Regions from separate parts of the Homo sapiens genome. Here all the other regions are linked to region 1. A link is a loop called in an ENCODE intact Hi-C map of the cell type or tissue named here. Cell type or tissue: CD4-positive, alpha-beta T cell. All regions are shown on one strand.

Evidence for each region. Hi-C counts contacts between places; a loop is a spot of excess contacts. Peaks named below come from ENCODE experiments on the same cell type or tissue, not always from the same donor. Only the 100,000 strongest peaks of a DNase experiment are listed, where the experiment ranks them.
Region 2: a loop joins it to region 1, with 5 times the contacts of the local background. A loop is called at or near these places in 12 of 110 quality-filtered maps.
Region 3: a loop joins it to region 1, with 18 times the contacts of the local background. A loop is called at or near these places in 10 of 110 quality-filtered maps.

The regions. Positions count from the first base shown.
Region 1 is chr7:72,827,146-72,832,145 of GRCh38, reverse strand. It overlaps TYW1B (tRNA-yW synthesizing protein 1 homolog B), which reads left to right and starts at 3,946. Exons shown (of 14, transcript NM_001145440.3): 1 at 3,946-4,074. The coding sequence starts at 4,071. It also overlaps the pseudogene SBDSP1. RefSeq lists enhancers at 3,397-3,446, 3,682-3,976 and a silencer at 3,777-4,036. In CD4-positive, alpha-beta T cell, a CTCF peak has its summit at 2,033; DNase peaks (open chromatin) are centred at 1,985, 2,745 and 3,835; H3K4me3 peaks cover 3,549 bases; H3K27ac peaks cover 2,463 bases.
Region 2 is chr7:72,876,652-72,881,651 of GRCh38, reverse strand. It overlaps a transcript of POM121 not described here. Among named protein-coding and RNA genes, the nearest start is that of POM121, 46 kb to the left of the region's middle. RefSeq lists enhancers at 1,470-1,599, 1,975-2,475 and silencers at 1,970-2,109, 2,130-2,229. In CD4-positive, alpha-beta T cell, no CTCF peak of the experiment used is centred here; DNase peaks (open chromatin) are centred at 1,551 and 2,291; H3K4me3 peaks cover 1,641 bases; H3K27ac peaks cover 699 bases.
Region 3 is chr7:73,449,289-73,454,288 of GRCh38, reverse strand. BAZ1B (bromodomain adjacent to zinc finger domain 1B) reads left to right here. Exons shown (of 20, transcript NM_032408.4): 14 at 3,295-3,442; 15 at 4,600-4,747. Among named protein-coding and RNA genes, the nearest start is that of FZD9, 18 kb to the right of the region's middle. In CD4-positive, alpha-beta T cell, CTCF peaks have their summits at 2,100 and 2,303 (motif pointing right); a DNase peak (open chromatin) is centred at 2,318.

The sequences.
Region 1 (5,000 bases):
CTATAATCCCAGCTACTTGGGAGGCTGAGGCAGGAGACTTGCTTGAACGCGGGAGGTGGAGATTGTAAGTGAGCCGAGATCGTGCCACTGCACTCCAGCCTGGGCAACACAGTGCGACTCTGTCTCAAACAAAAAAACAACAATAAACAAAAAAATTTAGAGATGGGGCGTCCCTATGTTTCCCAGGCTGTTTCCAGGCCTCAAGCAATCCTCCCATCTTGGCTCCCAAAGTGCTAGGATTACGGGTATGAACCATTGTGCCTGGCCCCAGACCCATTATTTTAATGATTTCTTCAGAGAAAACTGATTTCCATGGCTATATTTTGATGACATGAGAGACCACTCACCTGCTGTTTTGTACTCCTGTTGGTTTTCACCAAATAGTGGATGTCCTTCATGGCTCTCTCAATAAGGATCACGGTGTATGGTCTCTTTGTTTCAGGAGTCACACATTTGTCTGCCACAATAATTGCAATGTCCCTAAACATCTGCTCCAGTTGTGTGTGTCTTTATCTGATACTTGAACTTCTCCTTTAGTCAAAATCTAAAAAAATGCCAACACAGTTAAGAAATCACTATCTTTCTCTATCACACACTATTTATTAACTAACGACAAAAAATGAGTAACTGGGGAGAAAATTAAATTTCATCCTCTCCAGCTATTAATATGTAAGTAATGGTTTGAGCTTTGCCCAAAAGATGCAAGAATCTTTTGGCTGGGCGCAGTGGCTCACATCTGTAATCCCAGCACTTTGGGTGGCTGAGGTGGGCATATCACCCAAGGTCAGGAGTTTGAGACCAACCCGGCCAACATAGTGAAACCCCATCTCTACTAAAAATCCAAAAATTAGCCGGGCAGGGTGGTGGGCACCTGTAATCCCAGCTACCCTGGAAGCTGAGGCAAGAGAATCGCTTGAACCCAGGAGGCAGAGGTTGCAGTGAGCTGAGTGCAGTGAAGTGCACTGCACTCCAGCCAAGGGCAACAGAGCAAGACTCTGTCCCCTGCCAAAAAAATAAAAGGGTCTGAAAGATGAAATACTTGAAAACAAATTCAGTTTTCAGGTATACCACATTCTATAAATGAGGTAATTTATAGAAAAATGAGGTAATTTAGTAGAAAATCTGATTTCAGGAGGTTTTGGCAAAAAAAAAAAACACAAAAAAACAAAACCACCAAGTTCTTTATTATTAGAAGTGATATTGTGCAGTTCACATTATTGCTTGGTTAGTCTTTCCTCCAGAAAAACAGCCTTTAATGTTTAATATATCTACAAATACGTTATAAATGGTTATTAGGGTTAGCTATGCTGCAGCTGTTACCCGCCTGCTTACAGATTTCAGTTTGGTCATCTGTTCCAAACGCACTGATGAGATCTTCCTTCTTGGCAACCTGACCTTAGGAAACATTTACAAACACTGAGTGGGTCTGCAGAACTTCATCAAGGTCTTTTTCCCTTGTGAGGGCAGGAGAGAAAGTCCTATGTGAATATACTTGAAACTTGGACATGCATTTACATTTAAATACGAGATGGCAACAACATGAACGGCAAGACACAACAAATCCCCCTGATGACCTTTAGTGTAGAGGGCAGTTTTCTTCCCCCCCCGCCCTTAGATGGAATTTCACTGTTTTTGCCCAGGCTGGAGTGCAATGGCGCGATCTCGGCTCACTGCAACGTCCGCCTCCCGGGTTCAAGTGATTCTCCTGCCTCAGCCTCCTGAGTAGCTGGGATTACAGGCATGCGCCACCACACCCGGCTAATTTTGTATTTTTAGTAGAGATGGTGTTTCATGTTGGCCAGGCTGGCCTCGAACTCCTGGCCTCAAGTGATCTGCCCGCATCGGCCTGAGGGAACATTTTCAAAACTCAGAACTGTATTTGCCCTACCATTTGCTCACTGGAGAAAAATGTCATGGGAGGACGTAAGAAACACAAGGGTGGGGTGCAGACAGCTGCTGCCACGGAATGCCAGTCCCTAGATGGCAGCAGTGAAGACACTACGCACTTTAAACTGCTAGGGCTACTGAGATCTATGACAGTATTCGGAACACTAGGTTCTCAGCCATCATTATTCTAGGAAAAGGACCACAATTATGAGATTTCTTGGCTGCAGCTTTTATGACACCAACAAAACAAAACCCCAAACCAACAACCCAATCGGAACCAACCAAATAAAGAAACCCTTGGCTTAGGCGCCAAGCTCGGACAGCGACGTCTCATGCTCACAGCAGGAATGTTCCATTTCCTCCCGGGCCAACAAACACCCCAGCCTGGCCCATTCACTCGACTTGGGCAGAGACAGGCCGCCTCGGAGGTGACGGCTCAGGCCCAGGCCCAGGCCCGAGGGAGGGGGCTACTCACAAGCCGCTCCGCCAGCCGACGACCTTGTTTTTGTAGCAGGCGATTTCGAAGCGCTTCCTGGCGCGCTTCATCCGTACCACGGCCACATTGGTTAGGCGGATCTGGTTGGTGGGGGTGAAGATCGACATCGCGGCTGTTCAAAGACCCAGAAGCCGGCAAACCAGGGCTGACCCGCGCCGTCCAGCCTGAAGGCCACCAGCGCCTCGCGGTAACGACCGAGCGGCGCGCGGCACTGACCCAACCACAAGTGCGCGGCGCCGCGACTCACTAGCTTCAGGCAGCCGCCACAGCGTGTCTGGCAGGCTTACTTACTGCGCAGGCGTCAGGTGGAGCAGAAGCCGGGAGGGGAGAAGTGAGCGATGACGCCTGCGCATTGTGGCTTTTACCGCCATCTTTCCACGCCCAAAAAGGGAGGTGCTTTTCCTTGGCGTTTTACTTTCGCCAATGAGCTGAGAGCTCTGACAGGATGCTCGCGGATGTTTAGTGACCGGGTTGAAACACAGCGTTGGCACCACCTCGTTCCGCGGAATTCAAGGGCCAGACCCACTTTATAATAGAAATTTTTTTATAATGGAATTATTTTATGATAAATATTTTTATTTACTCACCCTTTTATAATAGAAATATTTTAACATAAAATGTAGACAAAAAAGTGTAATGAACCTTCCATGTACCCATCACCGCGCTATCAACATTTTGCCATCCTTGTTTTATTCTTTTTTCATTTTTTTTGTTGCTTTTTTATTTACTTTTTTTTTTTAAAGTCAGTCTCACTCTGTCACCCAGGCTGGAGTGCAGTGGCAGGGTCATGGCCCCACTGCAGCTTCGACCTCCTGGGTTCGAGCGATCTTCCAGCGTTAGCTTCCCAAGTAGCTGGGACTACAGGTGTGAGCGGCCACGCCAAGCTAATTTAATTAAATAAATAATTAAAAAAATTTTTTGTACAGACGAGGTCTCACTATGTTGCTCAGGCTGGTCTCGAACTCCTGGGCTCAAGCGATCCTCCCGCTTCGGCTTCCCAAAGTGCTGGGATTACAGGTTTGAGTCACAGCGCCCGGCCGGTTGGGGGTATTTTAAAGAAAGCATCATATGGTTTCAGCATTAAATACTTCAGCCTATAGCCCTTAACAGATACACGCGACGAGATTAACTACAATTCCTTAATATCATCTATTAGATGATATTAAGTCATCCTCGGGGTTTACCCTCGGGGTTTCCCAAAAATAATGCCTTTCTACAGTCGGTTTATTTCAATTAAGATCCAAACAGGCCCACATAGCATTTCCCCCGCTCCCCACTCCTTTCCTCTTTTAATTTTCCCATGCCAATCATTTCTCTCTGGACCCGCCTTTTCCCAGTCTGAGCCAATCCAAACGGAGGCGGAAGCGCTCCGCCCTCATCGCCCGGAACTCCGGGCGGTGCTTATTTCTGGACACGCCCCCTTTCCCCTCTGAGCCAATCGGAGCAGGGCCGAGAGCGCACCGGGCACTGGCTTCCTTTCCCGGAGCTCCGGGCTTTCCTCTGGGCCCACCTCTTCGTCCTCTGAACCAATCAGGACGGGCCTGGCAGCGTCGTAGCTGCCCACAGTTCTGCAGCCACTCGGTACGGCGCTAACGCCGCGAGGTAGCTCGGTGCGTCTCGCAGTACCAGTGCGAACCTTTGGGCTCTCCAGGTCCGAGATCCTAGTCTCCTGTCGGCTCTGAGGAGGATGGGTAAGGGCACTCGGCGGGCAAGGACCCTGGGGCGGCAGGGGAGGTAAACGTTTTACTGAGACCCTCTCCGGGCGGAGTGGCGTCCTCGGTCCCCTTCCTTCGGAGACTGTTGCACTTGACAGCACCGGCTAGCCGCCGCTGAGAGCAAGGAGGACCGATCCCTACTTTTGACCTGGCTTTTGCCTTTTGAGGCTAGGGGGTTAGACAGAAAACTACCCCTCCCACTTTACCCACGTGTATTAGGACTTTTGCACCTGTAAAGCCTAAATTTCAGGCTTCGACTTTTGAAATTGCTGCCAGGTTGAACGTTTGAAGCCAGGTCCTTCCATATCTCTCTTAAAAAAAAAAATGAGACGTAAGGTCAGTTACTTGAGAATCTTTTACAAGTTTAACCGTGAGCCTTTGAAAGTACAGTTAGTAAAAAGAATACTTTTACTACTTAAGCTTTTTTTATGGAGCAAGCACAACAAAACAATTAACTTAATTTCACATGAAGTATTTTTACTTTATGTTCCTTCTCTTGCTTCTAAATGCTCATTTCGAAGTGAAGATACAGTTTTATATTCTGTTTTTTCTTTGAGTTAGTGTTAACAGTATGATAATTTTATTACGTTACTACATAGTGTGTTATTTTTATTACAGTTGATTCCCCCGCCCCCCCCACGAGATGGAGCCTTGCTCTGTCGCCCAGGCTGGAGTGCGGTGGCGCAATCTTGGCTCACTGCAACCTCTGCCTCCCAGGTGCAAGCAGTTCTCCTGCCTCAGCCTCCCGAGTAGCTGGGATTACAGGCGCGCGCCACCATGCCCGGCTAATTTTTGTATTTTTAGTAGAGGCGGGGTTTCACCATGTTGGCCAGGCTGGTCTCGAACTCCTGACCTCAGGTGATCTGCCCGCCTCAGCCACCCAAAGTGCTGGGATTACAGGC
Region 2 (5,000 bases), 50 kb before region 1:
TCTCAAAAAAAAGAAAAAAAAAGTATGAATCCTTACAAACCTCTTAAAATGCATCATAAAATAAAATTGAGGAACATATACACAAGCAGGAAAACTCACCTGCAATGTGTTCATTTTCTGCTGCTCTTGGAAACTTGCAGAGACTGTGGCTGATAGACCTAGAGGGGCAGAAGCAGGTCACTGAAGTCATGAGGGCTCCGGCCTGCAAAGGCAGAAATCACCTGCATAAGAACCGCAAAAGAAAGCTCAATAGGCTAACACCCTGTGAACACTCAACCTGCAAACACTCAGAAGGGTCTAAAAGAGTGATACAGGGTTTCGCCATGTTGGCCAGGCTGGTCTCAAATTCTGGCCTCAAGTGATCCGCCTGCCTGGGCCAACATGGCAAAACCCCGTCTCTACTTAAAAATAACAAAAAAATTAGCCAGGCATAGTGTCACATGCCTGTAGTCCCAGCTACTCAGGAGGCTGAGGCACAAGAATCCTTTGAACCTGGGAGGTGGAAGTTGCAGTGAGCCGAGACCACGCTGTTGCATTCCAGACTGGGTGAGAGACACTGTCTCAAAAAAAAAAAAAAAAAAAAAAGAGTGATAGGGGAAGCATGCGCCTGTAACTCTAAGATAATCAGGTAGTAATTAGATGAGTTAGACTCTCATGGGTAGCACGACTCCTTTTACAAATAGTCTGCCATCATCATCAAATACAAGGTGCAAAAAGAAAAAAAAATTCCCATTATACGGCTCATGTTTTTTGTGGTTTGTTGGTTGAGACAGGGTCTCAATCTGCCACCCAGGCTGGAGTGCAGTGGTGCATTCACGGCTCTCTGCAGCCTCGACCTCCTGGGCTCCATCCATCCTCCCACTTCAGCCTCCTGAGTAGCTGGGACCACAGATGCATCCCAGCATGCCTGGCGACTTTTGTATTTTTTGTAGTCAGGGTCTCCCCATGTTGTCTAGGCTGGTCTCTAACTCCTGGTCTCAAGAGATACTCTTGCCCTAGCCCCGCAAAGTGCTCGGATTACAGGTGTGAGCCACTGCATCCCGCCCGCATTTTCTTATTGTCTCTTTAAACTGCTTAAAATAAAATAAGCCATAGGAATTGAGTATGTGAGCTCTCAGAAATGAAATGAATGTGTATAAAATATGGTTTTGTTTCTAAATTATCTAACTGAAGTTGGTTATTGCTGCACCTAATAATCTTCTATTAAGAAAACTAGGATACGGGAGAAAGAACACTGGCCTGGAAGATAAGTCTCCTGGGTTCTACTATGAGCAGCTCTACCCACAAAGCCGGTGACCTGGTCAAGTCACCCACCTGCTAAGGCCCAGTCTCTTCCCCTAGCAACTGAGGCAGCAGCAGAGAATCCCTGCAGACTGTTCCTGCATTACTACGATTCTCCCAGGGCAGATATAAGGGGGTGATCAGCAGACACTTAAGTGAGAGAATAGAAGTGCTGACGGACGTTTAGAGGCGGTCGAAATCTGGAGCACAGAGAGGAGGAGGAAGGACTGTTAGGGGTTAGCGGGGAGTGGAGATGACGTCCGCAGCTGAGGGTGGTGACACCCTCCACGCTTCCGTAAGCCTTGTCCTCCCAGATCTTCCCATGCAGCGCCTGTTCGGTGCAGCCGGACCTTGCCCTCAAACCCAACACATGTCTCTCCGGCAAGCAATCGGGACGCTCCCTCTGCCCCACACTCTAAGGTCCCCAACACACGGTGACTTCACTCAGGCCCTTCTCGCTCCGGGCCCGAAAACCCAAGACTTACCCTCCTGGGGCTCTGCAGCCTCTGCCCCACGGCTCCCGAGAGGCCGGGGCGGGCTGCTGTCGCTGGCGCGCGCGTCTGCTCGCGAAGTCCCCTCCCGTCCACCTCACCAAGGCTGTTCTGCTCCCGAGGGGCCCGGGCCGGGCCTACGGGGCAAATCCAGGCGGGTGTCCTTCTCGGGGCCCAGATCCGCCTCCCTGGGGCTCACCGTACAGCGACGGCCGGCGCCAGGCCGCCGAGGACACACACGGGCCAGGCCCAGGTCCCGTCGCCCCTTCGCCTCCGCCACCACCTCCCGCCTGGCCCCTCTGGCCCCAGCGCCGCTGGCTCCGGGGTTCACGCTCGGGGGTCCCGGCTCGAGCCTCTACCCGGCCCGCGCGAACCCTGGGCCGCACAGCTCCCGCCCGCCTAGGTGCTGGCCCGGGCGGTCAGCGTCCAGCCCCGCAGACTCGGTGATTCTCATCCACTAGAGGCCAAAGCCTGGGAACTAGAGCAAGCGGTGACCTGAAGAGGCGCAGGAAGCGAGGGCAGTGCGGAGGTGGCGCGCATGTGCGAGCACGCACGCGCGAACACGCACGCAGGGAGAGGTGCACACGCGCAGGAGTGCACCGGAAGTCCGCCTCCTGGGACACCCACCGCCGTTCCCAGGACAAGTAACGGACTCTATTTCCTATGAGCCTACGCGCTCCCCAAGTTTAGGGGCCGTCTTAAATGTCTCTACCCCGCCTAAAGGTTAAGAAGCTCCAGGCTATGAGCTTTGGCAGCCCTGAACCCCAGACTGAACTTCACCTTTGTCTTTACTCCCTTTTAGGGTCAAGTCCAGGGCTGCGTTACTGGGTCCTGGAGCCCAAGTCCTCTGGGTTAGAACCAAGTTTCCCATAAGGAGAAGGAAAGGAAAGGGTGTATCATGGTCACTGCTCTGAAATGCTGAGAAGTTTCACTCAAATACTGGGACAGGATAAATGCCCAGCGATGCTTTCCAAGGAACAAAAAGAAAATAGAATTTGTAGCTGGGTGTGGTGGCTCAAGCCTGTAATCCCAGCACTTTGGGAGGCCGAGGCGGGCAGATCGCGAGGTCAAGAGATAGAGATCATCCTGGCCAACATGATGAAACCCTGTCTCTACTAAAAATACAAAAATTAGCTGGGCGTGGTGGCGTGTGCCTGTAATCCCAGCTACTCGGGAGGCTAAGGCAGGAGAATCACTTGAACCTGGGAGGTGGAGGTTGCAGTGAGCCGAGATCACACCACTGCATTCCATCCTGGCGACAAAGCGAGACTCCATAGCTTTTCTAGATCACACAGCGAATGCCTAAAAACTGTAGAGAAATAAGGACATACACACACAAACTGAACGAAGAAGAGATACCTGTGATCTTACCTTCCCCAGGAGGATTATGTTTAGGGTTAGGTTATGTTGACCAAAAAGAGTCAAAGTCTGTAAAGAGTTTTATTCTGGGCCTCCTATTTGAGTGACCATGGCTGGTGACACAGCCTCAGGGGGTCCTCAGAACGTGAGCCCAAAGTGATTGGGTTACAGCTTGGTTTTATGCATCTTAGGGAGACAGTAGTTACAGGCAAAGACATAAATCAATACACGGGAAGTATATGTTGGGTCAGCCAGGAAAGGCTTTCAGGTCACTAGTAGATTGAAAGATTGGCAGTTGGTTCAGAGTTAAGTGTTGGCTGAACAGCTGGAAGACTACATAAAGAAATGGGCTATTGCGGTGGCTCATGCCTATAATCCCAGCATTTTGGGAGGGTGAGCTGGGAGGATCCCTTGAGGCCAGGAGTTCAAGGACAGCCTGGGCAACACAGTGAGACCCCCCACTTCTACAAAAAAAAATAATTAACCAGGTGTGGTGGTGCATGCCTGTAGACTCAGCTACTCAGAAGGCTGAGGTGGGAGGATCGCTTGAGCCTGGGAAGTTGAGGCTACAGTGAGCCATGATGGCACCACTGCATTCCAGCTTGGGCAACAGAGAAGAAAGAGAGAGAGAGAAAAAGAGAGAGAGGAAGGAAGGAAGGAAAAGAAAGAGGGAGGGAAAAAAAAGAAAGAAAAGTTTGAGTTAAGATAAGGGGGATTGTGGAAACCAAGGTTCTTGTTATGTAGGTGAAGCCTCAGAACAGGCTTCAGAGAGAATAGATGATAAATATCTCTTATTGGATCTTAAAAGGTGTCAGACTCTCCAGAAAAGACCTGGAGTCTTTTCTGTAAGGGAAAGAGATTCTCTACAGAATGCAAATTTCCCCCAAAGAGATGGCTTTGCAGGACTATTTTAAAATTTGTCAAAGAAAATATGTTATGGGGTAAAATACTGTGATTTACTTCAGGGACTGCTATCTGTCATGTGATGCTATGTCAGAGTCTGGTTGGAGATGGGTATCTTACTGATAAAAAGAGCCTGTTTTGTCAGTCCTATGATCTCTATTCTAATAGAGATCATAATGTTGGTCAGCTGTGCCTAAACTCTGACGGGAGGAGAATTATGACAAGGCATGTCCAACCCCCTCCTTCCCATCATGACCTAAATTAGTTTTCCATGTTTATTTTGGATCCTGTTGGCCAACAGGGGAGTCCACTGAGTCAGTTGTGGGGGCTTAGAATTTTATTTTTGGTTTACAATTAAAATGTCAGTTTTCAAAAATGGGATCATAAAGACAATGATTCATCACAATTTTTTGGTGAAATCTAACAGTGTTCTTGCCCAGTTGTTTCATAAAAACTGGTAAGGAAAAGACTAAAAATAAATACTTCTGAGGCCAGGTGCAGTGGCTCACGCCTGTAATCCCAGCACTTTGGGAGGCCGAGGCCGGCGGATCATGAGGTCAGGAAATCAAGACTATCCTGGCCAACATGGTGAAACCCCGTCTCTACTAAAACACAAAAAATTAGCTGGGTGCGGTGGTGCGTGCCTGTAGTCCCAGATACTTGGGAGGCTGAGGCAGGGGAATCACTTGAACCTGGGAGGCAGAGATTGCAGTGAGCCGAGATCAGGCCACTGCACTCCAGCCTGGGAGACAGAGCAAGACTCCATCTCAAGATAAATAAGTAAATAAATAGATTATTCTGTTAACCTAGAATATTCTCTCCACAAATTCAGAAAATAAAGAAAACAATTTTATTATTGAATAAGCATTAAACCAGACTGTGATGCCCATCACAGGTGATCCATTAATGAGATGCAAAGAGAAATAAACCCTCCTTTTTTTTTTTTTTTTTTTTTTGAGACAAAAT
Region 3 (5,000 bases), 620 kb before region 1:
GTCTCACTGTGTTGCCCAGGCTCTCTGCAGCCTCAGACTCCAGGCTTGTGATCTCCCACCTCACTTTCCCGAGTAGCTGGAACTACAGGTGCCTGCTACCATTCCTGGCTAATTTTTAAATTTTTATTTATTTATTTATTTATTTATTTATTTATAGAGAAGGGGTTTCCCTACATTGCCCAGGCTGATCTTGAACTCCTGGGCTCCAGTGCTCCTCCCATCTTGGCCTCCAAAAGTGCTGGGATTATAGGCGTGAGCCACCATGCCCAGCCTATGCTTATTTTATTTTATTTGTGAATGAATGAATGAATAACAGGGTCTCACTCTGTCACTCAGGCTGGTGGGTGCAGTGGTGTGATCTTGGCTCACTACAGCCTCAAACTCTTGGGCTCAGGTGTCCTTCTACTTCAGCCTCCCAAGTAACTGGGACCACAGGCATGTGCCACCATACCCGGCTTTTTCTGTATTTTTCTGTAGAGGCAAGGTTTCACCATGTTGCTGGTCTTGAACTCCTGGGCTCAAGTGATCCACCTGCCTTGGCCTCCCAGAGTGCTAGGATTACAGGCAGGAGCCACCGCATCTGGCCCTGTGTTCCTTTTAAATGACTGTGTATAGCACCTAGGTAACCTTTTAGATGTCTAAGATATTAAACAGTTAACTAGTCTCCTTAGCTAAATCTCTTCTCATTAGGCTTAAGTTTTAGTCTTACTACTACATAGGTTTTGTTTTTAACTCAAGTTCAATACAGAAGAGTCTCTTTCTTGATGTGATCTGTCCAAGAGTCACGTCTGTCCTTTCCATTTCTTTTCCTGCAACAGTGCTTCCTTCTCATTGAGAACTCACCCATCACTGTAGGGTTCTCATTAACTTCTGAAGTACTGTGTTCCACAGTGAAGTAAACTCATTTTAGTTTGTCAGATGAGACTTGTTCTTAGCTTAGTTGGGGAGGAAAATGTGAGAAGTTTGCAGGTCCAGACACAGTACATAAATGGAAAGCATGGAAGAGTTTCTTGGAAAATCAACTAGGTTGCCTACTAAGTAGTTCAGCAGTGTTCTGCATTAAAATGGCATTATGCCTCGTGGTTCCCCACCAGAGGTCAACTCAGCCACAGCTTTGAAATTTTCCACTGCTCTTTGCTTTGAAGGTTTCCACTTAGCAAGGGCCAAAGTTTTTTCAACTGGCACTAGGCTGTTGCATGAGCTTTTATCAGTCTCTAATCTAGGATTCAGCTTCCTTATTTATAAAAATGGATTGTCTCTCAAATCTCTTTTTGTAATAGTGGTTGATTTCGGTTTTTAATGCTTATTTTGTTTTATTGAATTAAATAGAAAAGACTGATATATTGTTTGGCAAAATCCTGGGTTTTGTTTGATTGTTTACTTTGGTGGCGTTTGTCCGGACATCCTGATTACAGATGCTCCTGAATTTAGGATGGGGCTATGTCCCAATAAACCCATTGTTTGACTTACAGTATTTATAATTTATGATGGTTTTATCTGGGTTTAACCCTATCATAAGTCGAGGAGCCTGCTGAATGTGTATCACTTTTTTTTTTTTTTTTTTCTCGAGATGAAGTCTTGCTCTGTCACCCAGGCTGGAGTGCAGTGGTGCAATCTCGGCTCACTGCAGCCTCCGCCTCCCGGGTTCAAGCAATTCTCCTGCCTCAGTCTCCCGAGTAGCTGGGACTACAGGCACACATCACCACACCCGCCTAATTTTTGTATTTTTAGTAGAGACCAGGTTTCACCATATTGGCCAGGCTGGTCTCGAACTCCTGACTTTGTGATCCGCCCGCCTCGGCCTCCCAAAGTGCTGGGATTATAGGTGTGAGCCACCACGCCCGGCCGAACGTGTATCACTTTTGCACCATTGTGAAGTCATAGGTTTGACCCATCGTAAGATGGGGTGATTCTGAATAACCAAAATACGGAAGCAGCCCAGGTAACTGTCAGCTGATGAATGGATAAACAGCATGTGCAATGTCTATTCAATGAGATATTGTTCAGCAGTAAAACTGATGAAAGTACTGTTACATGCTTTGCGAATGAACCTAGAAACATGCTCAGTGAAAGAAGCCAGTTACAAGGGCTACCTATTATTGTATGATACTATTTAAAATCTGTTTTTTAAAAAAACGAGGTTAAATAAGCCTATTCCCAAAACACCTTCAAATTTAAAAAAAGTTTTAATGAGGTCAGATGAGCTATTGGATGCTCAGATTTTATAATTCATAGGAAATAGTAAAAAGCAGGACTGCCCATGACTGTTTTCTTCCATACTGTGTGCACTACATGTGAATGTCCACTAGAGGACAGCAAAGCCCATTGGTAGTCATTCCCTGCCAGTTCTCAAGCACTTTTAAAGAACCGAACCTGAAATTCTTACATTGATATTCCATTGAAAAGATTTGGGTTATCCTCTCAAGAAGAGAATCTGCAGTAGTGTCTGTCAGCTCTCTTTTTATCAGGGGAGAAGACAGCAAGGCAGCTGTGATTGTGGACCTCAGTTTACTGAGGAGCTCTGCAAAAGTAAGGAAGGAGATTGCTGTTTTTCAAAGCAGATGTTGAAATATCTACAACAGAGTCAGTCAGTTTCCAGTTGAACTTTAGCAGCTTCTTAAATGTAGATTTTTGTATGTGTGTTTATATTACTTATCCTTGTTATTCATAAATTTATACACACAAGGCTCCCTGTGATTCTCTGTTTCTATAGGAAAGAGAAAAAGCAGCCCTGTTCCCCTCATCCCTCTCCCCAGTCTGTTTAGTACCCCACTTCGGAACAGAATCAACTATCTTTGTTCCTTGGCACCTGTATTTTAAAGCCCATGACCTTCCAGGATAACTGGCTGTTTTCCTTTAGGAGATTCATTACTTCACAAGGACTTCTTTGCTTCGGGCAGGGCATTGAAATCCAGCTGTGGTATTGGATTGGTGGTGTTGTGGTAGGTTATTGATTATCTTTTAAATCGGAGTTTTATTAGCTGTCTAAAATTGTTGCATTATAGCATTTACAGCATACAGGTGATCCTATTTTTAAATTATACTGAGTTGTTAGGTGGATTTCCCTAGAAGATGCTTGTCCCCAGTCATCCACCCACTCCACTGCATCTCTGTGTGACCTTTGGCAAGTTTTTTTCCCCCTTTGGAGCCTTTTATAAGAATAAATGGTTTAGATTAGTGAAGTTCTAGGAGGCAAGTGTCCTCAGAATTCTCTCATACTGTCCCCTGTTCCTAGTTCTCTCTCAGTGTCTTTGGTCAGTGTAGTAATGCTGGCCTGGTTTGGTCTCTGTTTAGGTTGCATCTGCACTGGAGAAATGGAAGACAGCAATCCGGGAAGCTCAGACTTTCTCCAGGATGCACGTGCTGCTTGGGATGCTTGATGCCTGTATCAAGTGGGATATGTCCGCAGAAAATGCTAGGTGCAAAGTTTGTCGAAAGAAAGGTATATTTAAATCAAATTTGCTTATGTGGGTATATTAGGGAGTAGGATTTCTATTCCCAAGATCTTCATTTCTACCCAAAAGAATTTTGTGTACACAGAATATAAGTGTGGTATAGATTTTACTCTCCTGCAGGTCTGTAACATGCCAGTCTTTGAAATGTCGTGCCAGGGAATCAGAGCAGGCCCTTTGTTCCTCGGTTTAGAGCATAACATAAAAGCAATTGATCTCTTCAATCTTCTGATTTTTTACAGAAAACAAAATTAGTTAATCCTTGTAACTATTTTAGTTAGTTTAGTTTTAAATCCTTTGATTGGCTCAGAACTTTAGTCATCTGTGAAGTAAGATATGTGCTTTCAGCAGGAGGCAGTCCGGGTACAGAGGGTGGCATGCAGTCTCATATGTGCAAAAGGAACTTCATGGTTAGAAGCCCCTTGCTGATTGGCTTTTCAGTGGCTAGAGTTATTTTCTGAGTTAGGTTAGAGATGAAAAGATCTACGTAAAATCATTCAGTTGCTGTAAAGCGTTCAATCGCTCTAGAATGAAGGTTGGAAGGAGAGATTACCATATTAAGTTGACTCAGCACAACACTTTTTCAAATGTAAGAAACCACATGGTTTAAGGGAACCCATCAGGGGCCGGGCGCGGTGGCTCACGCCTGTAATCCCAGCACTTTGGGAGGCTGAAGCAGGAGAATCACTTGAACCCGGGAGGCGGAGGTTGCAGTGAGCCGAGATCGCGCCACTGCACTCCAGCCTGGGTGACAGAGCAAGACTCTGTCTCCAAAAAAAAAAAAGAGAGAGAGAGAACACTCATCAGGCATAAGTTGAGAAACGTTTGGGGAGGTCGAAAAAGCAGCAAAATTTCCTACTCTCACTTGGGTTTTTTGTGCCTCTTAGTAATTGTTAACTGTTCTGTCATAGCCATGGGTAAGTTTTGGGATATAAATTAGGAGACCTGATTCCCAAATTATCTGTAATCTAAGTTATGCTTCATTTCTTTTTAGAAAATGCCTGCATTTACAAAGCAACAACTGGGTAGCATTCTATGGAACATGTCTCCTCGTGTGCCTTGAATTGTAGGGTGATTGCCTCTTCCTTACAGCTCATTGACTGCTGCTGTGCTCCCAACAATGCTATTCACATTTATCTCTCTGCAGGTGAGGATGACAAATTGATCTTGTGTGATGAGTGTAATAAAGCCTTCCACCTGTTTTGTCTGAGGCCGGCCCTCTATGAAGTACCAGATGGTGAGTGGCAGTGCCCAGCTTGCCAGCCCGCTACTGCCAGGCGCAACTCCCGTGGCAGGTGAGAATCTTTTCTTTTAAAAATAATTGAATGAATAAATATGAATAGCTGTTATAATTAAGCTTGAGTTATTCAAACAGAATGAATCTAAGGAGCTTTAAGTTCATCTTTTGGGTACAGAGCCTGATCATTTACAGTACTTCAATAGGAGCTCAAAGGACTCTGAGCTAATTTTAGCTGAATGTTGACATTTCTAGTTTTCACTGCCAGCCACATTCTCTGTCTTCTTGATCATACCTTCTTCTCAAGTAAT